2 separate regions of the Mus musculus genome follow, and region 1 is linked to region 2. A link is a loop called in an ENCODE intact Hi-C map of the cell type or tissue named here. Cell type or tissue: left cerebral cortex. All regions are shown on one strand. Each heading gives the region's core, and the rest is flanking DNA. Links, peaks and the distances in the headings are about the cores only.

Region 1 (16,338 bases), core at 4,963-12,962, 290 kb before region 2:
CCCCGTTGTCTCTAACTCAAGATTCTGCCCATTTGTCTGTGTTGGTAAGAGTGGGTATTTTGTTGATGTTGGTGGTTGTGGTGGTCTCAATATGCTTGGCCCAGGGAGTGGCACTATTAGGAGGTGTGGCCTTGTTGGAGGGAGTGTGCCACTATAGCGGTGGGTTCTGGGACCCTCCTCCCAGCTGCCTGGGAGACAGTCAGCCCTCTCCTGGCTGCAGTCGGATCAAGATGTAGAATGCTTAGCTTTTCCAGTACCCTGTCTGCCTGCACGCTGCCATGCTTCCCAGCTTGATGATGATGGACTGAAACTGTGAACCTATTAAGGCAGCCCTAATTAAATGCTGCCCTTTATAAGAGTTGCCTTGGTCATGGTATCTCTTCATGATGATGGAAACTAACTAAGACACTGGTGGAGATTTCATTTGTATTGCAGCATTGGTTTGCATGGTTGTAGAGATCTGGCCGGTCTGCAGGGAAGCTCACCAGGATTCCTACAGTTGAGTCTTGAAGCCAAATTTAGTTTCCTTTGGGAAACCTCAGACTTCAAATCTGGGGAAGACCAGAAAAAGCCCATTCTGTCCTGTGAAGTGTTCTCTGCTTAGAGGACTTAAAAGTTCTTCATAGCCAATGGGCATCTCTGCTGCAGTGTCTAGAGCTGTGTTTGAGTAAATGTAACTGCACTGTGGCCTGGCCAAGGTGACACTGAAGTCCACCAGCTGCGGCCCCTTCTCTGAGCCTTTGCTCACAGCCAATCTGTGTCTCTTGCATGGCACACATTTCCTTTCTACAGGCCGATTTCATTGCCTTTTCACTCGGAGGTAGAGCCGTCCGAGCTTACCTTGATTCTAAGAATGCTCAGCCCTCTGACTCGCTAATGAATGCGTTTCTTCTTTTACTGTTAATGATGCGTCTTAGGTGCCCCATGCTTTATTTCTTCATTCACTCTTGCCTAATCTCAAAGCAGGTACATTCAGGCTTAGAAGTTGATGTCAGTCATCTATCTGCCCGTGGCTTCTGCCCCGGAGTGCTCAGGTGTGTTCTGAATGGGCAGTGAGGGAGGTTAAAAGCTTTAACAAAAGTATTGTGTTTCCCCATTGCACCATTCTTGAGGTCCGGGGTATTGAGTTCCGTGTGGTGTACTGAGAACAGTCAGCATGTTTGTTTTTTCTGCCACTGATAACGGGGTTCCAATCCTCTGCTTCCTCCTGGCTGTGTGTTCTGTGAGCCTTTGAGAGTGAAAGAAGTTGGTTAGAAGGCTGTCTTCTGTACTGCAGACTCTTAGCAACTTTTAAATCTTTAGAGAAAAAAAAAGAGAAACTTTTATACATTTGATTTCAGAGAGATGAGTGTGCATTGTATACTGTTTCAGGACATATAGAGGAGAGGGTAAGCATCCTTCAGGTATTTCCAGAGATGATCACTGGGCGCATCGGAATATTTGTACCTGGAGCATATCTGAATAGGTTTGTATATATTAATATTCAAAAGGTAGAATTGTGCTGTTTTACAACTTGGTGTTTTCTCTGTGTGGTGCAGCTTCTGAGGGCACTCCTTCTTCAGCTGACTCAGTGTGATGTAGGGGACAGTTTTCCTGACTCTCCCCACAGGTCACATGTATGATTCTTTACCGAATCCATTCTATGTGGGGCATTTCATCCACGTTTTCTCCTGTTGTCCTACTAGCAACTTCTGACTTTCTTCCTCTAATTTATACCTCTACCCTGAGCTTGAGAGTCATAGATTGACTATTCTACCCCAGATCTTCATGTTAGAGTCCCACAGTATGCTGATTGTCAGCTTTCACTCAACTATGCAGATTTGTCTGCGAGACCTGAGATTTGAGGACCTTAAAGGATGGGGCAGACCACAGTCTAATGCTGTAGACAATTTTAGTTCAATTTCAGTGAACTTTGATACATGAATGTAACAAAGACAGCAATGATCTAAGGAAGGTTGTTTGAGGTCAGAAATTCATGATCAGAAAAACACATAAATAAACACCAGTAAGCACGCAGTTAGATATTAACAGAGCAGCCATTTCTCAGAACTTTCTCAGGACAGACAGATTTAAACACAATTGCCTGGTGTATGCTAGAGATTATATCTGGGAAAGCGTGAAAGTGAGGCAGAAGGCCAGATCCAGAGTCAGGGTCTTTCATCTGGACATCTTTAGCTTTAGCATTGTGTCAGAGTAACTCGTAGCGCCAGTGTGCAAAGGTGCTGTGGGTTGTGTGTTCAAATCTCAAACAGTCTGTACTTGATGGGGACGGACAGTTAAGTTACTGCTCTGTGATCAAGTTCTGTTTTCAGAACTAAAAGGTAATGTGGATGTTGGGGAGCTCACAGAAATATTTCTGATTCATGGCATGAAAAAGAAGAAAAAAAAAAGAAAAAAGAAAGGAACAAACATACAAAAATCAAATAAATACTTCAAAAATAACCTCTGCTCTTTTGAGTGTACTCCAGGAAATTTTCAGTTTCACATAAACATGTCTGCTTACCATTATTTTGTGGAGTTTAAATAATTTATACAAACAAAAACAAATTGTAAAAATAAAGTTGAAGATACTGTTTTTTTTTTATGATGAGCTGACTCTGTTGGTTCTCGACAGCTCGACACAAGCTAGAGTTATCTGAGAAGCGGTAACCTTGACCGAGAAGATGCCCCCATCAGACTGGCCTGTGGACACACCTGTGGGGCAATTTTCTGGATTAATGATCTGTGTGGGAGGGCGAAACCCACTGTGGGCAGTGCCATCCCTGGGCCTGTGGTCCTGGGTTGTGTAAGAAAGCAAGTGGAGCAAGTGTTGGAGAACAAGCCACTTAGTCAGCTTTCTCCCATGGTCTGTGGCTCAGTTCCCGCATCTCGGTTCTAGCCTTGAGTCCCTGCCCTGCCTTCCTTTCATGCAGACAAGAAGCTGTAAGGTGAGATAACCCCCTTCCTTTCCCAGTTACTTTTGGTCACAGTGTTTTTTTTTTTTCCCAGCAATAGAAAGCAGCCGGAGATACCCAGCTTCCTGTTCTGAGAAGCCTTGTGCGTATAGTGCAGAGAGGCTCGTGGCCAGTAGGTGGCAGTCTGTGCTTTTCAATGAGAGCTGAGCATTGTGCTGGTGTGGAACCGTGGCTAAGTTTTTTGCATCCATCAGGAGGTAAAGATGGAAGTTTTGCAGGTTTACTGATGTAGTATTGGAAAGCTGGACGCTGCTTCGTATCACCGTGAAAGGGCGGCATGGTTAGAGCCCACACTAAACGGGGAGCTACAGGTTTGTTTTGTACTCAGATGGCCGGGATGAGTGGGAAATAAAAAGCTTCAAACCGTTTCTCTTTTCCTTCCCTGTCCTTTGATAGAACAAACTGAGTGTCTTGGAAATTAAGAGCAATGGAATGGTATGTCCCCAGCAATTCATTGTGTACCAAATGGCAGCTTTAAATGTGGTGGGCGCTGAGATCTGTCTCAGAGCAGCATCGGATGGAGCTAGCAGACTTCCAGGGAAGCAAAGATTGAGAGAATAGTTTATATTATTTAGTTTGTGGGGAGAAGGTACTCTTCTGTTGAAGGCCACGTGCATATGCAACAGTCTTCTTTGACCCTGTGTGCTAGGTGTATGTCTTCTATGAAACTGCTGTATGCATTTATAATTTTTTCCTTTAAAAATATATTTAAGTTAGCACACAAAATAACAGGTTTCTTAATGGCAACGTTTTCATCCATACATAGCTTTGGATGATTCTGTGCATTGTCCCCACATTTTCTGGCCTCCCCATTTCCCTTCCCCTTGTTCCTGCTTGAACCCTCCCCTCACCAGAATCCTCACTTCCACTTTTATACCCCATGTCTTCTATTTTCCTCCCCACCCCTCCCAAACCATCCCCCAACCCTACCCCTCATGGCCCACTCTTCAGTTTTCTGGCCTCTACCCAAAACCCCTCCACATAAACACAAATAACTCCTAAAGCTACAATCTGCACAGTGCCATTCTGCACTGCTATAAATATTGCTGGGCTGTGTTTCTTAGACTCTCTTTGGCCCACTGACTGCAGGAAACTTAGGTGAGACAGAGAACTTGAAGGAGTCTCCTGCCCGGCCGGCATCTGCCTTTTCTCAGGCACTGGGGATTTTCCATTACTGCATCCATACATGTGTGGCTGCTGTAGCAGCTTGGAGAGCTAATATAACCGCTTAGCTCTTCTCTTCTCTAACACCAATGGAGTTTTATAACCAGATACCTTAGGATGCTGAAGTTGGGAGGGAGAAGAAGGATAATCCTGAGGCGAGAGAGAAGATGCATCTTGCGACGTGCCTGTGTTTGCCAGTTGGCTTTTGGTATCTGTCCTCACTCGTTGGGTGGAGACGGAAGGCCAGGAGACTCCATGGACTCTCCTCCACACTTTCAGGCCATCTTTTGTGCTTTCTTCTGGTCCCCCTCATGCACTGCTCTCTGAATACCTTAAGCACTGTTGAATATTATTTTAAGAAGCGTCTTTTCCAGATTAGTTTCAAACCTGGAGGGGCATAGGCATAGCTTTTTGACAGGTCCCAAACTTTTCTCTGAATAATGATATTAATATCGTCAGCATAGCGAATGGCCTTCTGTTGTACATTCCTCCTGCTGAAAGGCTCGTCTGACTGATGGCCTTGCTCTTGGACTCAGTGACAAGCTTGCACTGCAGGACAGCGGTTGGTGAGATGAGGGTTTTGGTGCTAAAGAAAACCCTTATGAAACACCTTATGAAAATATGAATTCTTTGGAGAGATGGAATATATGATTTGTTTGTCTTATTGAACTGTGTGCGTGTGTTGTCAGTTTCTTATGTTTTTGTTCAATTGGTGGAATTACCCTCAGAAACGAGATGGAATACTGTTAATCTATACTTCATTTATAGTGACCTGTTTATTTGCTTTGTTGATTTTTTTTAATCATTTTCTTTTTTTTTTTGTTACAAATGACCACTTTGGAATCTATTAAAATTCAAGTTGACAGAAGTGGCTACCATATTTTAATTTCTCAAAGATTAAGTGAGCATTCCCTTAAAGGTACTTCTGAACAATGAATGGTTCAACAAACAGCGTTTAAGAGGATGAGCTATTTAATGCTTTATAGGATATCAGAGTTGGAGAGAAAGGAAGGCTGTGTGTAGCCCAGAGATTCTTGGCTCAGTAGTACTGAGGCTGAGAAGCCTTGATTTAGACAGATCAGCTATCACAAAAAGCCACAGAAATGGAAGTTCTGAGAGGTCAGCCATCCCGAGTGACCAGTTGCAAATAGACCAACAGTTCCTTTTTATAAAGAAGCTAGAATTGTAAAGAGTTTTTAGCCCAGGGTGGTGTCACACGCCTTTAATCCCAGAAGGCAGAGTCGAGGCTGGCAGATCTTTATGAGTTTGACGCCAGCCTGGTATACATCATAAATTTGAGGACCTCCCCCCTCCCCCCCTTACAGGGGTAAGAGAGAAAAAATATAAAGAGTTCTAGAACTTGTATGTATGTATGTATGTATGTATGTATGTATGTATGTCAGCTTAATTGACAGAGTGCTTGCCTAACTGCAGGAAGCCCTGAATTCAGACACCATAACTTGACAAACCCATCCCAGCCGGGAGACAGAGGCAGGAGGATCAAGTGTTTAAAGCCACTTGATGAGTTTGAGGCCAGCCTGGTACATGAGCTCATGAGCTCCTGTCTCCAAACAAAACTGAAAGAAAGGAAGAAAGAAAGAAAGAAAGAAGGAAGGAAGGAAGGAAGGAAGGAAGGAAGGAAGGAAGGAAGGAAGGAAAGAGTAAGAAAGAAAGAGGAACTCTAATTTAGCAAAGCTGGAAGTTTCGAGTTATCTGTGGAGTAAGGAACAGCTGACAGAAGTTCCTCTGAAAGAGTTTGAGAATCCTGTGTGTTTTTTTTCTCCCAGACAGGTTCTCCTAGTGCATGAAGTCATTTTGCTGGCAGCTGGTATTTTCGCCGTTTTTCCCCCCTCCTTAATTGATTAAACACTAAATGTTAGAGCTGCAGACAGGTGTTCTTTTTGACATTTTAAGCATCATCACAGAATATGATGCCCTTAAGCCAGTTTTTCTCAGCCTTCTTTGACGGTGGCACGGTTTTAAACTTTTCAGATGTGAGTGTGAACAGGCGCTGGGGAGCTAGACTGAGATCAGCATGACTAGTGCTGATCAGCATCACTGTCCATAGCACAACACTGGCTCTTGGGTCTTTTTAAACTTGGCCATTTAGAAGTAGAGCAGCAAGGCTTTGTATTTTATGAAAAGCCATATGTTAATCGGTAAAAGGTCTTTTATATTTCCAAGTATGAAAGTATGCCTGTGATGAAATCATGTGTCCCTTGGGGGATGGATTTGCTATAGTAACCTCCCAGACCTGAACCCTGAGCCTCTGCATGTCTTTCTTCATGCCGATCGATCGATGTTTTTTAATAGATGGAAGTATTGTTTGTTACTTTGTAGTATAGTATGCTAGACATATTTTTGATTATTTCACTTTTTAAAAAAATTTTTATGTGTTCCTAGTTGTTTGACTCAAGTCTAGTCTTTGGTGTAAAGCCTTTCCACTTTACTGTCCGTGTTAGCCATAGATCACTGGGGAATATGTGATGTGTTTCCTCTAATGGAGAATAAATATAAGGTTCTACACATTAGATAAAGCTGGGCACTGAGCTTAGTGTTAGACATTTACTTAGGAAGAGTGAGGCCCTGGGATAAATTATCAGCACCACAGACAAACAAGGCCAAATGAATAAAACCCAGCACAAACACATTTCTTTCTTCCTTTTTCTTTTTTGTTTTAAAAACAAGGTTTCACTCTGTAGTCCTGATTGGCCTGGAATACCCTATGTAGACCGGGCTGGCCTCAAACTCATGGAGACCCTCCTGCCTCTGCCTCATGAGTGCTGGGATTAAAGATTTACCCCACCATACCTGGCAATATTTTAAGAGAGATTTGCCATAAAATAACACTCACCAAAAAGACAAATTCTATTCATCTTAAGAGTTTAGAATTCACTAGGTTGAATGCACATGACTGCCTGCCATTCCTGGGTCTGGCTGATCTGTATGTGAAGGCTAGAAAGTGGTGGTCTTAGCTACCCTTTGGGATTTTGCACTTTTTTTCAGCTGTAGTAATTATATATCTACAGCCACATGAGCCCCTCTAGAAGGGATTCCCATTTTGAGACACTTGTAGTTTGTGAATTTAAGATATTGTGAAGAAACAGTGAGGTAAGAGAGATGGCCCACTGGGTAAGAGCACCCGCTGCTCTCTCAGAGGACCCAGGTCCGGTTGCCAGCACCGAGGTAGGGTGGTTCACGACGGCTTGGAACTCAAGCTCGAGCTCCAGGGAATCTGATGTCCTCTTCTGGCCTGCGAGGAGACTCCCGCACATCTGGAAAACACACACTTACATTTTTTTTTTAAGTACATTTTTGGTTTATTCTTCACCCTTTTGATGTTCACGCCATGATCTTGGCTGTGCTTGGGAGAGTTCAACACTTAGTTTTCTGTGCCGCCTCCATTTAACTGTTCATGGTTGTTTGTGTATCTTGTCATCATCATCTTCCTCCTTTTCAAAGAAAAACCATGGGCGTTGAAGAATTAAAAACAGACGTGTGGTCGCTGCTGACTTGGAGAGTCAAAGATCAGCTTAGGTGTGGTCAGGCTAGTTACAAAATAGACTCCCCCTTCTCCAAATAGCATTGTGGGTCCCTCAGTTTAATTGCTCAGGTTTCTTTGGGGATTTATCAATTTAATGATTTATTAGATTTCTGAAAATGAAAAACCATCAGGCAATAAAGGAGTGTGATTAACAGTAGCTCATTTAGATTTCTGGATTATGAGGGTGAAGAGGTGGATATGAAGACTTGTGTGTGTGTGTGTGTGTGTGTGTGTGTGTAATGGTTCAGATTAGCCTCCAGCAACTATGAATGCCTGGATTCTCCCATCATCCTCTTTTGTTCAACCTGAAACAAATCGCATCATCTGCTGAGTTCTTTCGAAGACTTTTTTTTTTTTGGTCTGTAGAAGCTGTATGCATGACAACTGTAGCCACTTCAGGGCAGCTTGACACAAAGCTAATATTGTCACTTACTAAGTCACTTCAGGAATCTTAATGTACAGGCTATTATAGTATACAGGGAGGCACATTCCCTCCCTCTAATCCTGGCTTGGGATTTCATTGCCTAGTGCAATGTGTAATACAGCTCTAAGATCACATAGTAATAATTATTAAATTCACTAGGAAAAAGTCATTTTCTACTCAGACGAGGCGTAGCCAGTAAAAACAAGCCTTGCATGGAGGGGACAGACAGCATGAATGCCATTTGCCAGGTATTTGCTGAGTGAGACTCCTTTGTGAGAGCCACAGAAGTTTGGAGAACATTGGCTTTGTTTTCTGTTCCCATTTAAATAGATGGGGTTTCTCTCTTGCTTTGATTGGCAGGGTTGATGAAGATCAGTTAGGTAAAGGTTGGCAAATGTCATGAGCTGAGAAGCCACTTGGGAAGCTTGCTGGACCGAAAGTTTTCAGTTTCCTGGTGAGCAGCTACACCCAAAGGCAGCATTAGCCATGCGGTGCGTGACCTTCTCTGTGGCACCCTGCCACCCCTTCCCACAGGTCCTCTGGCCCCCAGCCAGAAGCAGTGGCGTCTGGCCAGCCATAAATTAGCCAAAGGATTCTTATTCTGTAGTTCTGGCTCCTGGAAGCACAAGTGTCTTTAGTAATAAGGAATTTCTGTTCATTTTTCTGGGCAGGCCGCTCACTTAACCCATCTTTTTCTTCCCTGGTCTTTGTTAGTGGGGAGTCCAGTGGACACAAAGGAGAAACTTGTTTCTGAGCCAGAAGGGAAGACACCCCCGCACCCCTAGCACCGGACTCTAAATTAGACAAGGTCTCTTCTGTAGTGAATTTGAACGTTTGTTTTAGAAAAAGTGGGGGTTCATCAAGTTTAGGAGGAAACTTTAAATCACTGTAGCAACATCTTAATTAATCTCTAATTAAATCAAGAAATGGAACCAATCTGTTGTGCTTATTTAAATTAAAATTAAACAATAGCGTGCTATGTCTGTTTCTCTCTTCCTCTTGTCTTTGTTTCTGTCTCCCTCACTTTCTTCCTCTTTCCTTTCATTGGTTCCCAGGTGGCCCCAATCTTGTGATCCTCCTGCCTCAGTCTCCTCAGTGCTGGGATTACAGGTGAGCACATTGTATTGGTACACTTTCCTTGTGTTAAATAAATATTCAGTGGAGTTTCTGCCTAAGGTATACTTTTAGTCATTGTGTCCATGTATACCAGTGAATATCATAGACCTTTGCTTCCTTGGCTACGGAGTGTGTTCACAGGGTGTGACGACGTAAAAAAAAAAAAAAAAAAGGCTTGCTATTACTGTCTTAGCTGTGTTCTCCTTAATGGCTTCCTTCACCACACAGGATGCTGAAGGTAAACTCAGAGGGATCCGATCTGTTGGGAGGTTCTGACCTACACGTCCTGTACTGATTGCTCCCAGAGACTCCTAAGCAAATGTAGAACCGAATAATTTCAATGCTTGGTTGCTCTTCCGTTCTCGCCAGTTATCTTGATTTGCTGTGTGGGTAGCAGATGTTTTTTTCTGAGCGTGTGGCGTAGAAGAAGAAGGCAGCTCGCTACTCAGCGTTAGCTCCTCTTGTAGTTAAAGAGGTTAACAAAGTAAAACATGTTCCCAGTTCTTCCAGCCTCAGGATGCTTACTCCCGAGTCTTCATTTACAGAGGAAGAAACAGCTAAGCCAAGCTTCAGGGCTCATTCTTTGAAATTGCCTGCAGAAGACAGTGCCACTACTCTGGTTATGGTGTCCCCCTCCCATTGTCCCTGGAAGGGTCCAGGGAAGCATGGATCATAGGACAGAATTATTGGTACTGGGGTCTGTTTCATGTGTGACCTCCATAGGGGAAGCGGTTCGACGCAGCATGGTTTGCCTGCTCAGCTTTATTTGCAGGTCTCCTTCTGGTATTAGTGGTGTCTGTTTAGGTAGTTAATGTCCGCTGATCTTCGAAGGGATGAGGCGCAATAGTTAGGATGTGATGTAATCTCTTCTTTCCAGACCACAGGGAGTCCATCTTTCTCTGTTGCGTCTGTCTTAGGAAAGTCTTAGCAGTTGCTTGGTATCTTGCCTTGCCTGACTCTTCTTGCCTTTCACCAGGCTACTGCCCATCATCTAGGAAGAAGGGAGATGAGGAGGTGTTTTTGATAGGGCAATGAAGCAGGCATCTAAGGTTTGTTAAAACTAAATTCTCTGGAATGCTTGAGGGGGATTTGTGACTTCTGTAATTCTCCTGTATCACCTTTGGAGTAGTCAGATCTCAGGGAAAACAACAGGCCTGCTATGGGCATGCAAGTTCAACACACTCCCTCTGGCTTTTGTTTCTGGCAGGAGCAAGTTTCCTGAACTTCAGCTGTATAGCTATTTTGGAACCCTTGCTGCCTGGCAACTCTTGCCTGTTTTGTTTATTCGGGTCTGTTTTACAGTATCTGAAGAACTGGAAGGTTGCCACTCAAAATATCTCTGGTTTCTTTCACGCATGTGATATGATTGTTGGACTGTTGACCACAAGTTATAAGGAACGAACAAGGCAGAGATGTGCAGTAGACACCGTAGAGAAAGGCTGTTCTGGATTGGTCCCATTGGTACCTTGACTAGTGGTCATGAGAGGTAGACAGTTAAAGGTGCAGAGTTTTCTGACAGGTAGGAAAAATATGACTAAACTTGGTCTAGGCCAATGTACTTCAGTGGAGTTACCTTCCTGGTTTAAGGGTTAGTTTATCAGGATCAAGGGTTTGTTGGTGGTGCCATCCAAGGAATGTAGATGCCTCATGGTTGCTTGTGTTCATAAGTGGGGCAAATATCCAGAACAAGTATACAGACAGCTACAGTCCTGCCGAGTGCTGCTTCCTGGGTTTGCCCACATTCAGTATCACTGATGCCTCGAATCACCCCAGAGATGCTACGTTCCTTGAAGGAGCAGGATATGGTATTACATACAGTCTTAAGAGGTCCTTAGGGTAATTCACATATGTAGCCAAGACTGAGAACTGATACCCTAGAAGGTACCAAAATTTTAAGATGTTGTTTCTGCATTTAAGCAAATCACAGTGTACTGGATAAACCAACACTACATTAGATATGGAATAAAACAGTTATGTCTAAAATAACAATATAAAACCACATAAGAAATACCAGGAAGCTTAGTTTTCCTTCTTGAGGACAGAATTTAAATGAAAGAAGCTGAGTTAAATTATGTGACGTTTAAACTATACACCAAGAGTTTGGATAGCAAGTGGCAGTAGAGACCTCCACAGAAAGAAACTACTAATATAGGGATCTAATTTTTTTTCTCTCTCTAAACGCCAATGAAATGTAAGGGTCTTCCATTGCAAAGGAGTTATTGTGGATGTGACTGGTGAGACTATATATATATATATAGCCTTGGCAAAACTGTTAGAAGTTCCAAAGTAAAAGGCATGGGAAAATGGGATCTATGGTGGCTAGCCAAGAATTAGCTTAGTTCATTAGTTCATGTTGCAAACTTGCCCAAATGCTCAGGACATGGCCATACTAGAGACTTCTGAAAGCAGGGTATGGGGGAGGCAACGGAATAAGGTGAGTGGGTAGAAAGTCTTCTAAGGAAGTGCTCAGACCGGCAGCTTTCCTGCACCATCTAGCAGAGTCTTTTTCAGGTGCAGCGACTTTATTAATGGTATTCAAGAGAGTAGGGAGGGCTCCCTAGGCCCCTCCTGTTATTATGGGGGTCTGAGGTGGAAACTGTGAGGGAGATGCTCAGTGTTGGGGGCTGAGTTGGGACAGGGACTCCTCAGCAACTGAGGGCCTCTCTCTTTTCTCAGTCCTTGCTGGGTGGGTGGTCCAGGGTTTCTTACTCTTCGGAGGCCATGTAGGCCATGAAGTCCACCACCCTGTTGCTGTAGCCATATTCATTGTCATACCTGGAAATGAGCTTTACAAAGTTGTCATTGAGAGCAATGCTAGCCCCAGCATCAAAGGTGGAAGAGTGGGAGTTGCTGTTGAAGTCGCAGGAGACAACCTGATCCTCAGTGTAGTCCAGGATGTCCTTCAGTGGGCCCTCGGATGCCTGCTTCACCACCTTCGTGATGTCATCATACTTGGCAGGTTTTTCCAGGCGGCATGTCAGATCCACAACAGATACATTGGGGGTAGAAACACAGAAGGCCAGGCCAGTGAAATTCATGTTCAGCTCTGGTATGACCTTGCCCACAGCCTTGGCAGCACCAGTGGATGCAGGGATGATGTTCAGGGCAGCCCCATGGCCATCACACCACACCTTTCCAGAGGGGCCATTCTCAGTCTTCTGAGTGGCAGTGATGGCATGGATCATGGTCATGAGCCCTTCCAGGATGCCAAAGTTGTCATGGATGACCTTGGCGGGGGGTGGGGGGGGTGGGGGGGTGGGGGGGAAGCTAAGCAGTTTGTGGTGCAGGATGCATTGCTGACAATCTTGAGTGATGAGTTGCCATATTTCTCATGGTTCACACCCATCACAAACATGGGGGCATCGGCAGAAGGGGCGGAGATGATGACCCTTTTGGCCTCACCCTTCAAGTGGGCCCCGGCCTTCTCCATGGTGGTGAGGACACCAGTAGACTCCACAACATACTCAGTACTGGCATCATCCTATTTGATGTTAGCGGGGTCTCACTCCTGGAAGATGGTGATGGGCTTCCTGTTGATGACAAGCTTCCCATTCTCGGCCTTGACTGTGCCATTGAATTTGCCGTGGGTGGAGTCAGATTGGAACATGTAGACCATGCAGTTGAGGTCAATGAAGGGGTTGTTGATGACAACAATCTCCACTTTGTCAAGTGCAAAGCAGAAGGCAGCCCTGGTAACCAGGTACCCAATACGACCAAATCCATTTACACTTTACCTTCGCCATTTTGTCTACGGGATGAGGCTGGCACTGCACAAGAAGATGTGGCTGTCTCTGGAACAGGGAGGAGCAGAGAGCCCACCTGGCAGAAACCTACACTTGGTTCATATGGAAAGGGTAGCATGTACAGAGACAATGGATCGACTATGGAAGATCTCCTGTGTGTTTGGTGGTAAGATGGGTAGCCAGAGTTCTGGCATGGAGAGGTCCAGGAAAATGGATATTGGTAGAGAGACATGATGCTTCCATGCCTGGGTTCTTGCTACCTTAATATGAGAATATGGGCACTTTGGGACAAATAAGGACATGCTTAAACAATAGCCTTCCTCAGGGAAGAACATACCAATTGGTTATCCAATACCAAAAGGTCAGCCTTGGAAACATACATACAAGTTTAAGTTACTATCTGACTTTGGCTACAGCATGAGGGAGCTGAGAAGAGAGACATGGCAGCCAGGGGTGAGACAGGGGTGAGGTGACTGCTGGGCCAGAGATTTGAACTTGGAAGGTTTTCGAGGACAGAGATTATGGGAACTTAGTTCCCAGGATACCTAACTTGTAGATCTGAAGTCATATCTGAGAATTTTTACTTCTGGAAAGTGCAGATGTTATGACTCGTGTTTGAGAAGTGTGAGGATTAGTCATTGGCCCTGCTGGGGAGACAGCACAAAGAAGGACAAAGATAGAGTCAGTCAGGGTAAATTGATGGGCATTATGAGGTTTGGGAAGTTCAGGAAAATGGGGAAGGACGAGGCGAGGGAATAGTGAGGGGTGAAATAATGGATGGAGGGCAGGCGGAGGCATTTCCAGCGAGCCCACTGATGACAGGCTGACTGAAATGAAGGCAATTTTTCATAGAAAAGCGTGGTCAGAAATAGGTTAGATGACTAAGGCTTCAAGACACAATGACTAAATCCTCTCATGTCATGGAAGATGAATGGAGGTTTCTTTCATCTTAGAACACTGGGTTAGAGTCTGGATTCTGGTTCGCTTTAGCTGCGTGTCTGATTTGGAACTGATTGGGCCCAGGATTAAACATGAGTCTTCCTCAGAGATGAGCCAGTCAGTTGGTTATCCAATAGCAGGTGGTTGGCCCTGAGAACATACATGCAAAGAACCTGCTGCAGACTGTGAGAGTTGTCTATGTATTTAGGGGGAAAACACACATGCACACACACATATATGTGCCACAGTTAACAGAAGAAGTGGCCATGAATTTAAGATCAAGGCACATGGGAGGGTTTGAGGGGAAGAAAGGAAGGGGTTTATGTGATCCAATTATATTATTATCTCAAAAAGAAAAAACCTAAATGCCAGGCGTGGTGGCGCACACCTTTAATCCCAGCACTTGGGAAGCAGAGGCAGACAGATTTCTGAGTTCGAGGCCAGGCAGGTCTACAGAGTGAGTTCCAGGACAGCCAGGGCTATACAGAGAAACCCTGTCTCAAAAAAACCCGAAAAAAACAAAAAACAAAAAACCCCCCAAAAAACCCTAAAATCCCCCCAGATGTCTCTGATACTGAAAGAAATGTCTGTATTCTCTTCAAGTGACACCCCTTCTATTATTGCTAGCTGGTTGGGGACCAGCATGGAAGCCCTTCTGCTGTGTTTAATTCTAGATAGTGACCTCTAAGATCTACCTGGCTTTCAGAGCCTGCATAGATCTTCAGAATGCCTTCAGATATGCAAAGTTCTGTGGTTTTACTTCAAGGCTTATAGATAGCTGTGAGCTTCCATGTGGGTGCTGGGAGGTGAATCTGGGTCCTCTGGAAGGGTATCCAGTGCTCTTAACCTCTGAGCCATCTCTCCAGCCCTTGTTGATGCTTTGCTGGTTCTTTAGTTACCTGCGCATTGGCGTATGAAACATAAAAGTGCTCTCTGCAAGCAATTAGGCTGTAGGAATGGGCTGTAGCATTTGTTGGCTGTAATTGATTTTAGGGGAAAAAAATATCTGGAGCTAGCTTAGGAAATGATGATGTGATAAGCTATAAAAATTAGAAAACACTTCAGATTTGGAGAAGAATAATTTATATTGTTCAAAACTATTTTTTCCCTCTTTGGCCAAACATCAGTTCTTTGGGGACATTTTTACACTGTGCTGCCTTAGGGCTATATTAAAGATCATAATTATGGAATAAGTTGTGTTTAGTTTTGCTCACATGTTTGCTTTGAGTTTGTTCCTAGCTGTGAAACTGACAGATCTTTTTTTAAAAAAATGGCCGATGATATTTGAAGAACATTGTTTGTTTTCTGTTTAAAATGGATTCTTCATTTTCTTGTGCTTTATTTTATTAATAGCTCTTCAGTTTGGATGTAGAATTGGTTTGCTGTCAGCCTTCTCCTGTTTACAAAGGGGGGAAAAGCTCATTTATTTTTTATACTTCCGTGTCCTGTTCCCTTCGCTTCGGAGAAAAGGGCAGCATCCTATTTAGATAGGGAAGTTTAGGCTATTTTTAAAGCAAGGCAGGTTAATGGAAATTGACAGCTTGGTAATGTCCTTCTTGGTGAATGACGCACACGGGTTTCAGATGCTCTGCCTGGCTGTTTTCCCTTACAGTCAAAAATCAGCTGGAGGAATTTGTGTGCTTGGAGCTTTGCTGTTGACGTAGGTACTGGGTACAGATACATTTTCGGAAACATCTCATTTCCATATAAATGAAGGGAGAGTAAAAAGAAAAATGGAGTTGGCTTGCCCTTAAATTCCAGCTGGTATCACAAGGATGATGCAGTGATGCAAGTCTGTCTTTGGTGTTTATGGAAAGATGGGCTTTGGTTATAGTCAGCCACCGTGAAATAGCCACAGGTTCATTCAGAAATGCCCTCTGCTCGTTTCCTGGAACCTGTTTATCAGAATCAACTATGTGCACATTTATTTGAAAAATCACATTTCCAGTGTGAATTTCTCTAATTTCCAATGTTAACCCCCACCTCCACCCCCCTTATGCTAGGGATAGCGCCCAGGGCCTTGTGTAATGGATGGGAGGTTAGAACATTACCACTGAGCTACATCCCGAGGCCTTCTTAATACATTTTAGTTAAGCAATGCTCTGGGGATGTTTACATATCCCACCAAGAAACGCATCCATTTGCTCTTAGTGAAAGGTATAAGAGCCAGGGTTTGAAGTGTACCTTGGTGGTAGAGTCTGTGTTGTGTGTTTAGTAGGCATTAGGCCTGTCTCCACCGGCAACAAAAAGACAAAAGAGCTCTCTCAAATTTCCTCCCCCTGTCTCTCTCCATTGGTTTGACTGAAACAAGTCATCTTGACTGAAATGAAATTTTGTGTTTTTCTTTTCAAGTTTCTGAGGCTTAAATAGTTGTAATAGTCTGAATTCTCTAAAGCCTAGGCTGTTAGGCTGTGGTTTTCGTCCTCCAAGTCATTCACAATGCTACGATTTTCA
Region 2 (16,338 bases), core at 3,997-11,996:
CTCTCTCTCTCTCTCTCTCTCTCTCTCTCTCTCTCTCTCTCTCTCTCTCTTATGTGAGTATACTGATGATCCTTTGAGACGCAGCAGGAGAGAGCATTGGATCCCATTACAGATGGTTGTGAGCCACCATGTGGTTGCTGGGAACTGAACTCAAAACCTCTAGAAGAGTGCTGAGTACTCTAAACTGCAGAACCATCAACTCTTAGTTGCAGAACCAACTTTTGTATTAACCTTTTCTTATTTTTTCTCACATCTCTATCCAGTCACCAGTTAACCACTTCCTTTCCTCCTCACACATGGCACTCGTATTAATGGGACCGTTAATGTGACTTTGGGATCCTCTAGAGAGCCCCATTCTAATTGAGCATACCACAATTACTATACCTGGCAGTCCCACCTACCTTGAAGAATCCAGCTAGAAAGACCTATGTCTCATTTCCTTAAATATCACTGGGGGGGGGGGTGATTAGAACAAGAGAGAGAGATTAGTTAGGCAAGCTTAGGAAAGGGGATCCCCCCCAAAAGAAATTCCAAGAATGTCTATAGTACTATTGCCAGGACAGAAGGGAGCAAGGGAGCTCTGGTTTCTTATCTCCTTCTAAATGAGCACCATGCCTATACTACATCCAACGGCAAGGACTTCTTCAGTCCAGACATTAATCTCCACCAGTGAACATCTCTGGAACAGAGCATCGAGATTTTCATGGTAAAAATGGGTTCTGTCCATTCCCCAGTTTCAGCCTATCTCGTAAATTATTTTTGAGCTATCTCTTCAAAAGAGGGAATGTTACAGAGATATGGAAAGACCATTAAGGGAAAGCTTTATTGTCTCCTACCCAAAATATTGAAATCTGCCTCTGAGTGGAGATATGTAATTCTCTTTTCCCTTTAAAGTTAATCCACTAGTGAAGAGCACACCAATTGGTTTTCCAGTGCTAAATGGTCAATTCTGAAAACATACATACAAGTAACATTCTACAGACCAAAAAGATTATATTTAGGAATATATATATGTATATGAATATATATCCATATACATATATTCAAACAATAATAATTAATGAATAACTATTATGATTTGAAAGCAAGCAAGAGGCTGCAATGTAGGAAAGTTTAGAAGGAGGAAGGAGAAGGGGGAAAATATAATTTTATTATAATCTCCAAAATGCCAAAAATTAATATTAAAAAAATAAGTTAATCCACCTGGCCAAAGAATCTCTCAGGAAGACGCATTCACCTTAACCATGCTGATGAGTTGGGAGGAGTAGCTATCACTTTGGTGAGAGATGTACTATATTTATGCTTCCAGGCTTCTAATGCACTTCTGTTACGGTTCAATTTACTATATAATAATTTGATCATAGCCAGGGAGGAAGGCTGTTTCTAAGTTTTCTTGGACACATCTGGCTTGCAGAATTCGTTATTTCTTGCTTTAAGAAGATACTAAGGAGAAGGCTGGGTCTTCACAGAGGAACACAGACATGTCAGGAACTAGATGTATTTTGGAGCAGAGGTAAGTCTGTAAATGGCATTTCCTGTTTTCTTCACCTAGGAAGAAAGCACTGAGAAGTTCTATTTGTGGACCTTTCTAGACTTTGAGAAGAGAATTGCATATTGTCTAATTAAATGGCACTGCTTTCAGGCCAGGAATGAAGTTAAGGACATAATGGTCTTACAAAAATTTCCTTTGCTACTTTCCTTAACTAGTGTCCATAAATCTCTGGGTGACATGTGAGACAGAAAGAAAGCAGCCTGGTGAGCATAAGGTAGAGAGAGTGCTGTCAGGATGCATCTCTGTGTACATTCCTATCCCAGGGCATTGCACACAGGATATTCAAGGTCCCTCCTCTCTCATAATGCTATTCTTTAGGAGCTGGCCTCATCACCTTGTCCTTCTTGCTGTCCACAATGTCCATATTTTTAGCTCCAGCTGTTGGTTGTACATTTTTTCTTATGACTTTTGTGTGCTCAACCTCAGAGCATGTCAAAGTAAAACCTTGCTGGTGCCAAATTTACCTCCTTAGTCTCAGCTTAGCATCCACTGTGGTGTCTCCTCTCCCCTTCCCTCCCCTCCTCCTCATCCCCTCCCTTCACCATCCACTCCCTTCACCATCCCCTCTCCTCTCCTCTCCTCTCCTCTCCTCTCCTCTCCTCTCCTCTCCTCTCCTCTCCTCTCCTCTCCTCTCCTCTCCTCTCCTCTCCTCTCCTCTCCTCTCCTCTCCTCTTCTCTCATAATTCCCACATCTAATAGGATTAGACAGTCTTACTTCTTATTTCTCCAGTTAGTGTCTTACTTCAACAGCTTACATTTTGCTTCATTCTTGGCAGGAGTCTTTCTACTAGCTCCGTAGCGTCACACTGAAGTATAATTATTTGTCCTCCCAGACAGATGATTAAAGCAAAAGCTATAAATGACACAAAAGCCATCCATGAACTCACAGGGTTCATACTTGGTGCTCACAGCCACAATAGGCCTCTACAGATTCTTTCTCTTTGTCTTTGTGCTTTTAAAATTTATCACCTTGAGACTTTCCTTCAATGTTTACTTTCTACCCCATATGTACTTCAGTCTTGGGTAAGATGGTCATTTTTCCACAAGTTGTCACTGAATTGATTCCTTCTTAATTTGGGAGGGAGGGACCTGGGTGGGGAACAGGAGGCAAGGGGAAGAGGGGAACATGATCTGGTATTCGGTGGGGGGAAAGGACTGAAACCCTGAGGGCCAGGAGAAAGAATGGAAACAGGGGGACCCTCCAGAGTGTATCAGAGACCTGGGGGATGAGAGACTCTCAGGACTCAAAAGGAGGGACCTTAGATGAAATGCCCTACAGTGGGGGGGCATTTTACTTGTAGAGCTCACCTCTAGCAGAAAGACAGGGCATTAAGTCAGGAATGTGGTTGCCATACCACTGTCAAAATTCTGACCCATAATTGTTCCTGTTTGAAAGAACTGCAGGGATGGAAATGGAGAGGAGTCTGAGGAAAAGAAGGTCCAGATACAGGTCCAAAGTGAGATCCAGCTCAAGGGGAGGCCTCAAGGTCTGACACTATTACTGAAGCTATAGAGAGCTCACAAAAAGGGATCTATCATGACTGCACTCTGGAAGACCCAACAAGCAGCTGAAAGAGTCAGAGGCAGATATTTACACCCAACCAATGGACAGAAACTGTTGACCTCTGTGGTTGAATTAGAGAAATCTGGAAAAAGCTGAGGAGGAGGGTGATCCTGTAGGAGGGCCAGCAGTCTCACTTAACCTGGAAACCTGAGATCTCTCAGACACTGAACCACCAACCAGACAGTATACACCAGCTGATGTGAGGCCTCCAACACACATACAGCAGAGGACTCCCTGATCTGTAAAGGCTGGAGCTAGGATAGGCAGCTGTGTAAGCATTTTCCATTGCTCAATTTATATTATCCTAATAATCCTGTTTCCTCTCACAGACCCCAACCTTTATTCATTTATCTAATACCATGTTACTTACAAGTGCACAACCCCTAAGTGCAGGGCTTGGTGAATTTTTGTGTCTGTGCAATCTCCATCATTTAGTTCAAGAGAGAATATTTCTATATCCCAGTGTATTTTCTTGTTTTCCATCCAAGTCAATAGCAATTACATTTAAAGTTATTTATTTGGGTATAATATCCTGCCTAAAGCTAGCCACCAGGTCCAGTGTCCTTATTCATACTTAGGATTTGTTTGTCCTTGAATTTTAGAGCCATGGATCATACAGAATTCAAATACACCATTCTTTACCTTAGCTAACAGGTACAGTTTAAAAGTATTCATCCCTAAGTGCAGTGTGTTGTTATACAACTTCATGTGTTCCTTAGGTTTTATATAAGGTGTCCATCATGATTTTTAGCTATTGTACAAAGTAAATCTTGTTTCTTTCTAGGTGGAAATGGTCTCTCACTCAAACGTCACAATTCATTTCAAGTCCCCTGGGTAATCTTTAGCTAACTATTTGATCCACACTGTTGACTGCTTTCAGAACTCTTTATGATTCCCTGTGTATACCATTTACATCAGACATTAATCAAATGGTGTTTTACATTGTTTAACCATTCCATATACTTACAATGTTATGTTTCCTAAAATATGGCACATGTCTGTGAAAAGACAGCTCCATTTATTATTTTTTGAAATCCAAGAATAGTGTGAGTGAATTCACACATGCCTGAAAACTGTTCAGAAATTCCATGTTAAAACACTTTCTAAACCCCTGTGGGCATCAGAGGCAATGAGATGTGTATGCACGAATGTGTGTCCAGCGGTTGATTGTAACTAAGGGAACAAAGTCATAACTAACGAGTTAATGGAATATAGAACACTACTGTTCAACACTCAGGGCAGTTTTCTCTAGATGCTTCTTCAGTAAAAAAAAAAAATTAAAAATTGGAATAAAATAGGAAAAGTTAAAAGTATGTCTTTTTCCAAGTGACTTATGTGCATAGGCTTATGAAATTGAGATACTATTTATATCATTAATTTGAGTGCTGATTATAATTTGGCTGACCAGGTCCCACAGGAAAATTAAGCTAGCATGTGTAAGAATTAATGGGGAGTCATTCTTTTGAAGGTTGTGATTAATGTGAATGATATTCTTGCTGTAATATTTTCTAAAAATACCAACCGTCTTATGTTAAGTTAAAATGTGTAGCTGTGGGTGGGTGGGGGCACCACTGAATGCTACTATGGCCATAATGTGGAGTGATCCCTGTCTTATGGGTCTTCTGTATCAGTGTTATGCTCAAGTCATCATTAAAACAAAGCAAAACAGAACAAAACAGAAACAACAAACAACCAAACAAAAAATCCTCAAGAATTAAACAACTGGAAACTTATCATGGCCTCCCTGTTTAATGCCGCATCTGTACCAAACTCATTGAAATCTGACATAATACCCTTTTTTCTTCTTTCCGTTCCAGTTCTTGGGTATTTATATAGCAATTTTGGTCATATTTTGGTAATGATGTAGATTTACAGAGGCTTATAACAGATGAGTCATACAAAAGCTTTTCTTTCTCTCCCTCTCACTTTTTTTTCTTTCTTTTTTTTTTTTTTTTTTCATTTCTGGAATCCTCTTGGCTTGACTTTCAAAACTCAGCCACTAATGGGACATAAATACAGAGTGGTTCTGTTTCTATTTCTAGAGGAGAGTGTAGTGACTATGGTACTTAAGACATGGGGGTGTTTGGATTTGGGGACTTCCAAGTTGGCAAGACATGGTTATTTGCAACTATGTAGAGTCATGTTCTTTCTGAGTTTTTTTTTTTTTTCTGGTATTTTGTAATAATGCAGCTAGCTTCGGCAATACTGTCTGTGCACCCATTCTATTTTTTTCTTTAATTTTACTTACTTGTCCTTGTAAAAAATTCACTTGTGTTCTAAGAACACTCTGAAAAAATTGAAAGTGAGCAGAAATAGAAAATATATTTGTAAATATTAATAAATAAAATTATTTATTTTTTACTTTATTTATATGTGAGTTTTGGCCTCCATGTTATGATCTGCTTGCAGGTCCCTGGAGGCCAGAAGAGGGCATCAAACCCCTCGGAAATGATGTTATAGGTAATTGTGAGCTGCCACATGGGGCTGGGACCTGAACCAAGGTCCTCTTCAAGAAAAGAACTCTTAACCACTGAATCATCTCTCTCGCCTCTAACCAGTCTTTGTTTGCCAAACATGTTAATGTTTTAGCAGTTCTTTCTCCAACATTCTTGGCAAAGTATCTTTGTTAGGTTCCATGCTATGAAATTTGGAATTTGACTTTGTTAGATAATCTTGTAACACAAGTCAATCTTTGTTAGTAAGAAGGGAATCTACCACAACTTGAAATGCAACAAGACAGGGTCTTTCTATGTACCCTTGGCTGTCTTCAAATTTGCCATCTTCCTGTGTTAGCATCTGAGTACTGGAGTTACAGCCCTATCGTTTCACCAGCTTTCTTTGGGTGTTCTTGAAGATGTTTGCTATTGCTGTCAAATAAAGAGACGAGTATCTGCTAAATAGTGCTGCTGACATTCATAAGCAAGACACAATATTTGTGCAACTGACTTGCATTTTAAACTCATACCCTGTAATCAGAGGCAGACTTTAAAATGGTAATTGATGTCACTGAGATTGCATTGATATACAGTGCATTCACAGAAGACACATTTCTCAAGTCCAACACATTTATATCAAGAAAGCTAATTAATTATTAAGATAATGTCTTTATGGAGCTCACTTTCGAAACCGACATAGGGAAATATTTTCATTTCCAAATGGTCTGAGTAATTGCATTTTAATGTGTTTTTCTTTTTAGAAGTGGTTATTTCATGTGTTTTTCACGATGATTCAATAAGCTTAAATTTGTTCCTTTCCCAGATGTATTAGTATGATAGTCAATCTTAATTGTCCTCTTGCCTGAATTTACAATCACCATGGAAACTACTTTGGGTTTTGTCAATGATAGTATTTTCAGATAACTTTGACCAAAGAGGTCAGACCCACCCTGAATATGTGCAGCACCTCCTCCTGAGCTGGGCTCCTGAACTGGGAGAACTTGGGCTGAAAACTATTGTTTATTTCTCTCTGCTTCTTGATCATGAATGCATCATTACAAGATACTACACATTACCACATGCCCTCCATGCCACAAGGGCAGGTGTCCCCTCAAATGTAAGTCAAAAATAAAACCTCCTCCCTTTTTCCTTTTTCCTTTTTCCTTCCACATAACATGTTTATTGATGGTCTGGGACAATGAGATTAGTAGTTGATATACGAAGGAACTCAGTTGAAAATTTTCCATCCCCCTTTTTTTTATATATAGTATTGATTTGGTATAGTCTGAGTATTACATTGCCACATTTCTGTCTTCTACTGAAGAAGCAACTGTTAGATTTTAGCCCCACACTGTCATGGACTGAATGAATGAGCTATTCCGAGACCCATTCAGGAGTATAGAAATTGCTCACTTAGCTGCTGAGTATACTGCAAACATTTATTATGCATAAGCCATCTTTGGGATTGGTGGCCCACCATTGGATGTGTGATGTGATCAGACCACACATTATTTGATCAATACAGATATTGAAGAGCTAGCTCATCACTGAGGGGCTTTCTACTTTTAAAGCCCTGTGTGGAATGTGGAGTCTACTGAAACTGTTGGTTTTGATTACGGATCTGTTGTCAATCCTCTGGGCTGCTTACCCTTCTTTGTATAGGTGTTGAATCCTAGAGTTCTGAATAGACATTTTAAGGTACTTTGCCTGAGAAGTCCAGGTTTTGAATGTGATGTTGATACAGAATTCAAATGTCACAATGGCATTTATTGTATATTGACTGAAAATTATAACACCTATTACTTCACTGAACTTTAATCTGGCCAATAAATCAAAGTAAATATTAATGAAATCAAACCATTTTGACTTTAGTAATCTTTTATGATTCTCTAAAATAATCAGACTCTCTACTTCATCATTACTGGCTAATAACCAAAAATAGATGAACTGTGTGGCCAATAATTGAACTCAACCAGAAAAAAAGGATCTACAGGAATCTCATCCTCTTTTGTGAAAGCCTTTGTGCTATTTTGCTTTATAAGACTGTGGTCTGATTTTAAACAGAGGAAAAGATGAAACAGACACTTGTTAATCACACTGGAACTTCTGAAATAACTGTTGCTGCAGGAGATGTTGTCTCAGTATTTCTCTTAAATTTTGCATGAAGACATCCACTCCCCTTGGACACTGCAAGTTTCAGGGGGTGATTTAAGCAGTTCTGAAACACATAATGTCCTTCCCAGTCCGAGTATACAAGCATCACTCCTTGGCATCCATTTAAAAGCAATGCCTTTCAGCAAAGCGAGACGTCTCTCACTTGTAATTGCTCACTGAAAATGTGTTTTCTTATGAGTGCAATCTCTCATGCAAGCTGTGAGGAATAGGGATGGTACCCAGGGAGTTAGTAAAATAATATTGTTGTTTCTCTAGCTAGCTTTTCCAGGTGCAGTGTCTGCCTCTTTCAAACAAAATCTAGTTTCGGAATAGAATAACCCCTCGGCAAGTATCAATAGTCAGAAAAACCGGAGAGGTACGGGACTCATCCAACACAAACAAGATTAAAAATTCAGAGAGAGACAGAAAGCTGGATGTGCAGTGAGCGACTTTTCATCAGCATGTCTGTCTGAAAGAAATTATTTCCCAGTGTTCTTCTTTCCTTTTCTTCACGAACAAGGTCAAGGGTGGTATTCCCAGGCATAATAATGAGGCAACTGTTTTAGGCAGGGAGAAGCATTAATAAACAATGGTGAAGGTTAAGAAGTAGCTTTGATGTTCTGCCCCTTCAAATTGATGTCACAGCCAGAGAATCAGCAGCCCTAACAGATTCTCTGCTGTTCACCCAGGGATCTGCCCTGTGTTTTCCCAACTGCACAAAATTAGAGTCAGGTGGACTTGGGCGTGGTGGCTCGCAGTGTGGAAGAGCTCTTTTGTGGATGCTGACCTGTAGGCCTCCCAAACTCAGTAACTAGTTCCTCTTATTTATATTTACCATTAGGCTCCTCTTCACCTCCAGCTGCGCGGATGCTAGAGCCCTGAAGACAGGAGGAGCAGGCTGGGAGCCAGCAGAGGGCGCATGGCACCCTCCAGCTCCAAGCCAAGGACGCTTCTACCTGTTTCCAGGCAATGGACCAGCCCATTGTCAATAGCAAGGCTGTTTTTTTCCTCAAGCCAGTGTCAGGCAGCTCCTATTGCTCCCTTTCTGTCAGGAGCACCTGGAAGTGCAGACATTGAAAACCCACCAGGCCAGCCTGCAGTATGTTTATCAGAAGGGACCTTAATGAGTCATCCTGTTTTCAAATGGAAATTGCCTGGAATTTGCACATGCACTTTGCAACTGCATTTAAATCAGGCAAACATTAACTATTAATGTGGATGATGTGGGGACAGAAAGATGGGTACAAAACACCAGAATAGGGCTGTATTGTGGCAAGGCCACTCTGTGGGAAAGTTGTAGTAGGCCTGGGTACAGACTATAGCTTACAAAAGAACAATGAAGGACTGAAGAGATAGTTCAGCAGTGAGGCACACTCAATGCTTCTGCAGGAGACCTCGGTTTGGTTTCCAGTAAGTATGGTGGGTCACAACCACATGTCACTCTTGTTCCAAAGGATCCAATGACACATTCTTCTTGCCTCTGTGGGCACCAGGAAAGCATGTGGTGTACTTATATACACACATGCCGTCTAATACTTATACACATAGACTGAAAATAAGTGAACCTTTAAGAAAAGAACAAAGAGGTGGGGCTAAAACGGAGACAGCAGGAGGAGAGTAGTTATACCATCTAACCCTTTGCAGAGTCTCAGGGTGGTGTCACCCGAGAACTGGATGATGTCACATGCCTACTGTGTTCATTCAAGTGATATAAATAACAAAGAGAAAGGAATCTACTGGTTTATGCCTAAAAATTTCTTTGAATTTACACTATTTTATTAAGCAGTCTCTCTTTCTCTCTCTTCCTTTTTGCTTTTTTATACACACACACACACACACACACACACACACATATATATGTTTAATTCTCAAAGCAAAAGTATGAAGGGTGTCATTATTACCATTTTTTTTCAGATCAGTAAATTAGAAGCTAGAAAGGTCAAGTAACTCAATAGAGAAGTAGCAGGCTGAAGTTTTAGCCTTGTGAAGTTGCCTTTAGCAGCTAAACTTAAACAGGAGGCCACGATATCTTGACAGTGTATTTCCAGTACCTTGCCTTACTACTTTGATTCCTCTGACTTACCGGGACTCAATGTTTTTAAGCCTTTACTGGTCATTTAACCTTCGATTTCCAATTGTTTTCTCTGTCAAAGAGGCTTGGCTTATTAACCTAATGAAGACAAGTCAGAAGCTACCTATGTGACAGCCAGACCTGCTCAGTGAGGTGAAGCACCGAGATGAACCTCTCCTCTAAAAGCTTAGGCTGCCTCAACTTATAACCCTAGTTTTACACATTTTACCTTTTGCAATGGGTCCCCCTCTGCAGTCCTCAGACTTGCGATCCTTCTGGCATGGGATTATGGGGGTGCATCCTCACATTAGGAGACCATTTTCACAAATCATAGTGAACATAGAACGCTACCTGGAAATGTGGTTCCAGCAAGTGCAAAGAACTCCCATGTACTGAGCATCCATTTTATAGGAATGAGCTGGATCATTAGCCTGAATCCATGGTAGTGCCCACAGTAAGTGATGCTAACCGGTATCTCTTAGCACAAGCCATTTAGTAACATATGAATTCTTCTTACTTACTTTAATCGAATTCGCACTTCCTGTGTTGCCTATAAGACCAAGCTTTGCTGAGCAGCTTGCTGAATATAACTTTTTATCACTTTCTCTGGGCTAGAATAGTAGAGTACTTAAAGACTTTAAAGAGACTCCCCCTAGGTTTGACCCTTGTCATGATGCATAGCGAGCTGTGCGCTCTTCAGTGAATCATTTAATTTCTTTGTGTTCCGTTTATCAATGACATGGACCTAAGAGCATCAACCTTGTCGAGTTGTGTGTGGTTGAGATGAGTGAGTTGAAGCTGCATCTTTGGAATGGCCACGGAGTTCATAAGTCAGTATTGCCAGTGTGGTCTGTGGTCGCCATCATCTGTGTAGTCCATAAAGTCATCTACAGATTGCTTACGTTGGAGCAATGCTCCTTTTTAAGGCAGCCTTCCTTTAGAACACAGACTATGTTTGGGTTTAGAAAGGGTTAATGGATGTAATGTGTAGTACTAGCTATCTAAGTTATGTGCTTGTCCAAATACGGGAGCAATTCTATTGAATGAGTTTTCCTATCAGCAGTGGAGGCTGTCTGCATGTAGGAGAAACAGAGTTCGGCCTCACCACCATCTGTCTGTCTGTCTTCGGGTTGTTACTTCATCTCTTAGAGACTCAGGACTTTCTGTCTGTTTTTATCTTATGGAGCAGAAATGGCAACATTAAGAGACCTTTTCAAGAGCAGTGTTTCCAGTAACTAACATGGGTGTTGAATAATATAGAGATGCTTTACTTAAATTATGACAAAGTCTGTGCTGTGACAGACATACAAAAACATGGACTATGTTGATTAAAAACATGCTGTGAACGTGTAGAACAGAATAAGAGGCTAAAGAGTGATGTCAAAGAGATGTAGAAAACATGGAAGCCTTCCTAACAGAGGATGCTGGAAAGTTTGAGAACTCTTAAAGTCACACGCGACATGATGGATTCTTTGGCCATACCCCAAAGGAAAATGCCTTTTAAAATTATTCATAAGCACATGAAATTCTTTTCCATTTTTTTCATGGTGTGGTGAGCTCCCCATATATTAGCTTCTGGCAGGGTCTTGGGAGATGTCTCAGTGGGTAAAGTGCCTGCCGTATAAATGTGAGAATACAGTCCGATCCCCAGAGCCCATGTAAAGCCATTTGCAGTTCTGTGGGTTGAGATGGGAAGCAGAGACAGGAGAATCTCCAAAAGCTTACAAACCAGGGAGTCTGATGTATGCAACGATGAACAATGGACCCTGTGTCAATCAAAGAGAAACAGAGGAACTGACCCCCCAGAGAGTCGTCCACTCTGTGACCCTGTGTGCCATGTGGACATGCGTGTGCTTACACACAGAGGAATTTAAAACAGATAGCTTATTGTATGAAAACTACTTTGGATTTCAGCAGCTCTGAATTGGCTCCATGTTGGAAATATGGCTGACTAGATGATCTACAGAAAAATACACTTTTTCCCATATAGTTTTGGGTTCAGTATCTGCTCATGGGAAATGAAATGAAAGCTATTTAGAGTTTCTTTCCAAAATGAAAATTTGCTGTGAAATTGTATATGCAGAGTTAGAACTAAACATTCTTGAGAGCATTTCTTTTCTCACCTGGTAACCTTTTGGCGTCAGCATCTACAACTCCTGAGACCTTCCCCTATTTCTACCCAGTGCAACTCTACTCAGGCCATTAGATACCATTGAGCCCTTTAGTCCCCCAATCTTCGGCAAAACACAGCTCTGCCAGAGAGGGTAGCAACACAACATCAACTCTGACCTCTCTGTTATGCTTCAAAGCTTCAGAAGACCAGAACCTTTTGCACAGCACATGCAATTTTCATATGGAAGATGCTTTTCAACAGGCAAAATCATTTGCAAAAGATTGCGATGAGACTTCCTGAAGTCTCATCAGGGTGTTAAAAGAGTTTACAGACCTATTTTAGTAGTGTGCAGCTTACACCTAGAACCTGGAGGATTCCAAGAGAAGACCCCTAACTTTCCCTTCCTTTCAGTACAGCTATGGTGACTTCACTCTTTCTGGACCATTGTTCTTTTCCAGTAGAAGAGCTCTCAGCACATAAATCCGAAGTGGAAGCTGGACACAGAGAATAGATCAGAACTGAAATCTGTTTTCTATGCTTTCCTTGACAAATGGGATCGTCTGAGTTTCCAATCATGTTAAATTTGCTTACTCTGGCAAAAAGTCTTGTTTCTTTTGTTGATTAATTCTTGATATTAGATCACAGTTTGTACAAATATTCTTTTCAATTATTTCCAAAGCTTTTATGGAATATTCTGGTTTTTCCCCCTTCAAATTTATGAGCCTTGTCAATATTATCCAGAACTTGGACATCTGAACAGGCCTCCCATGGAGTTCCTTCTCCTTGGCCTTACTTTTCTCTACTCCATAAAATAGCATTTTTGGACTTTATTTAACAATAATCTTAAACCCTATAACCACATAATGTTTATTATTTATATATTAATGAGGTGATGCATATGAAATAAGTTGTCTGCTTTATAAAGACTAAAGCTGCCCTGTGTATAGGAAATATGTCCAAATACCATTTAGTCTCGTTCAGTTTGGGCACATCCCTCGATGAGACTACGTACTTAGAGTCAAGCTGTTTCTATAGCGCTAATATTTAGAGTTTCAAAACTGCAAGAAGGGTGAGAAAGAATAATCATCATTCGTTCCCCTCTGGGATCGAACTGATAGTCGCTTAGGTCGTGTTCAGTGCAGAGGATCTTCTTTTAGTAAGCCCAGATTTCAAAATCTCCATAGACTCCAAGCATGTTGGGGATAGGAATGTAAACAGACACACAGATCGCTTAACAGTGGCAATCAGAAATATATTTTAAAAACCTTACTTGATGCTTAGCTCCCAAGGGTATAAAAAGGCAGCACTGACAAAAGAATGCCTCAGTGAGGCCACAGCCACTGGTGTGTACTGTGACAATGCTTCTCTGTAGGGTGTTCCCATGAGCTCTGTCAAGAATGCATAGCTGAAGTCTTCCATCTTTAGAACTGTTAGTATAATTGTCAGAGCTCAGTCATCTGGTGCTGATCATTTGGCTTTCCCGTCATGTTCCAGGAAGAGTAGCACCCTTGATTTTGGTCTCTACAATGCCTCTTCTACTATTCTTTCCCAAGTATTGGTGCTGTGAGCTAGAGAAATGGTGGACAGAGCTTTCAAGAAGTTACATTTCTTCCTCTTCCTCTCTCCTTCTCTTCTTTCCCTGCCTTCCTTCTCCTCCTGTTTCTACCTCCCTCCTCCTTTTCCTTCTTCACAATCCTCTCCTTCCCCTCTTTTTTCTCTTCATCCTTTCTCCTCACCCTCTCCTTTACACGCTCCCTCCTTCCTCCTACTCCCACCCTTCTTCCCTTTCTTCTCACTCCTCCTCCTACCTCTCCATGCCCTCCTCTTCCTTCTCTTCCTTTTCCTCTTGTCCCTTACCTCCCAATCCTCCCTACACCCCTCATAGAGTGGCTATGTTGAACACAAACAAGCCCCTCTTGTGCAAGGTATTGTCAGCAGCTCCCTTTATGCAAAAGGGCTTCTGAAACCCAGGGACAGAGAGGGAGGCAATGCCAACATCTGTTCCTGGTTAATTTCCCTTGATTTCAACCCACATAGCCATGTGCCCTGCCCCTTGTTTTCACTTAGGAAAAAAAAAAAAGAGCTCCTTTCTCACAAATGTTTAACCTATGAAATAGTAGAGATAAAATAGAATGCTCGAGAAACAAGAATGAAGGCTCAATTTTGCCAGCACCCACCACTCACCAGCCAGTGGTTTAGGAAATTGCTTATAGGTGGCTCATTTAAAAGTTTCAGCAAAGGGTTTAGAACTAAGGTTTGGAGTTGAATACACTTAACATATTCTTAAATGAATTATCAACAGATTATAAATAAAACACTTAAGACAACATCTTTAAGATACTTGAACAATGTATATTTGCGAAAGCAGACTCTCCGTTTTAATCTCCCCTCTATTTCTGCCCTCTCAAATTCCTCTTATTTAGATTTATTTTCACAATTGGAGAAATGATTGATTTTTCTATTGTCTTAAAACATCTATGAAATGGTAAAGTGAAAAAGAGTTAATCATATGGAGGAATTTGTGAAGGAATATTAGGTTTAGAAATAAATTATTTCAACATGTGAGGTTTTTGTTGGGTTGCCAAGCAGAATCCATGTGGTGGATCACAAGGATAGAACCAGCAGCGAGTAGGCTTAAGTTTCTTGGGTTAGCAAAACTTAAGCAGGCATTCAGATATCACATTTTTTTAAGCAGTTGGGTGGTTTGCAGCAGAATATTTACCTATAAACATACATTCAGAGAAGAAGTTTTAATGGACATAATTATAAGCAAATAGAACAATTATTAATCTCTGTCATTCATGAGATAGTATATTTAATTATATTTATTCTAATATTTCAAATCAGATAAGGCTGGAAGACTTGGGTTATATCTCTGATTTTAATAATTAAAGTAATGCAATTGGGGAAATTTTATTTAGATTTATGGAGAGAGTTTACTAATGGTGAAAACTTGAGCATCTAACCAACTACATTTGAATTTTCTGGTTCTATAATTCACCCAATAGAAGGGAGTTGACTTTAGCTATAGTTCAAGCATGTCCTTTGCTTTCTAAGGAGATTCTGTTAGAAACAGAGCCATACATTCTAATGCTTTGAAGCTATTATGAACCTAATCTATTGCTTCTTAAATAATAATCTGAATTATGTTGGTTTTTAGGGTTTAGATCTTGAGTGATTTTCAAAGGCTGAGTTACAAGTGTAGCTGCTTGGCTGTGGTACTGTGGGGATGTGAGACACCTTGAGGAAATGAAACCTGGGAGAAGGAAGTTATTGAGTCTCTCCCTAATCTTTACTTCTGTTACTCTCTGTTTTTGACCCTCAACTGCCATGAACTGATCAGATTCACTCTATCCCAGTCCCCAGGATGACCTGTAGGTATGCTGTAGGCTCCAAACCAATACAACCAACAGACCCTGGGCTAAAACCTCTGGAACTAAAATAATTCTTACTTCCTTTTAATTGATTTGCTCAAGTATGACTGTTATAAGGACGGCAGACTTTTATAGGAAAATGGTGTCTATTTCTACTATAGGCGATGTGTCCTTTCTGTGTACTTCTGAGTTAAGCAATATTTTTGAGCCTGCCTTGGTGGCAAATGCCCATAATGCCAGCCTTTGGAAAGCAAAGACAGGAGTACCAGGAGCTCAAGGTCACACTTGATCTCCCAGAGAACTGGAGGCCAGCTTGTGATACCCTGAGATCCTGGATCCTGTCTCAGCAAATAAGTAAACAAAAGAAAATATTTTTGTTCTTGTCTATGCTAAAAATAAATCAATCTAGTTTTAATGATAGAATGAGCTTAGGCAATGTCTAATAAAACAAAATAAAGTTTCAACCAAATATTATTGGGATTGATGTTGTGCACTGTGTATTCAGAGGCTGAGTTCTGTCCTCCAAGATCAGGTTGCTGTCTGGACATGAACATTGAATTGACCAATGTGCTGTAAAGAATCCTTCCCAATAATTTTTATTGGTAAATAAAAAGCTAGAGCCTGTGACTGGGCAGAGAATATTGGAAATCAGAACATCAGATCGAGTCAGGGGATCTCAGGTAGGAACAAGGAGAAGGACAAAGGAGAAGGGAAGAAGGCTGTCATCATGAGGCAGGATGAGTCATGAACACATGATTAAGAGAAGCTTGCTCTGAGGATGTGCATGGAACAGAGCAAGATTCATCAAGCAAATAATGGGGCATTTATCTGGTTATTGATAGGTTGTTTTGGTTGGAATAGCTCAGAACATGCCCAACATAGTCCCTAGCAGATTGTTAATAAAATTTAGTGTCTCTGTATTGTTTACTTGGGAGCTAAACAGGATAGAGTGGGGCAGAAACCCCACATAAAATTATTTCAGTGAAGTACCACAGAAGAAAATGATTAAACCTGAAGATCTATAGAAAGTAAAATTTTAACTGTTTGAGTCACAGACTTGGGACAATCTGAGGGA

The links. Hi-C counts contacts between places; a loop is a spot of excess contacts. Peaks named below come from ENCODE experiments on the same cell type or tissue, not always from the same donor. Only the 100,000 strongest peaks of a DNase experiment are listed, where the experiment ranks them.
Region 1: a loop joins it to region 2, with 2.1 times the contacts of the local background. A loop is called at or near these places in 7 of 42 quality-filtered maps.

What each region holds. Positions count from the first base shown.
Region 1 is chr9:83,954,072-83,970,409 of GRCm38, forward strand. All of the region lies in intron 3 of Bckdhb (branched chain ketoacid dehydrogenase E1, beta polypeptide), which reads left to right. Among named protein-coding and RNA genes, the nearest start is that of Gm29163, 24 kb to the left of the region's middle. In left cerebral cortex, for the core only: no CTCF peak of the experiment used is centred there; DNase peaks (open chromatin) are centred at 8,642 and 9,590.
Region 2 is chr9:84,244,800-84,261,137 of GRCm38, forward strand. No RefSeq gene overlaps it. Among named protein-coding and RNA genes, the nearest start is that of Gm26146, 65 kb to the left of the region's middle. In left cerebral cortex, for the core only: a CTCF peak has its summit at 8,600 (motif pointing right); DNase peaks (open chromatin) are centred at 5,159 and 8,586.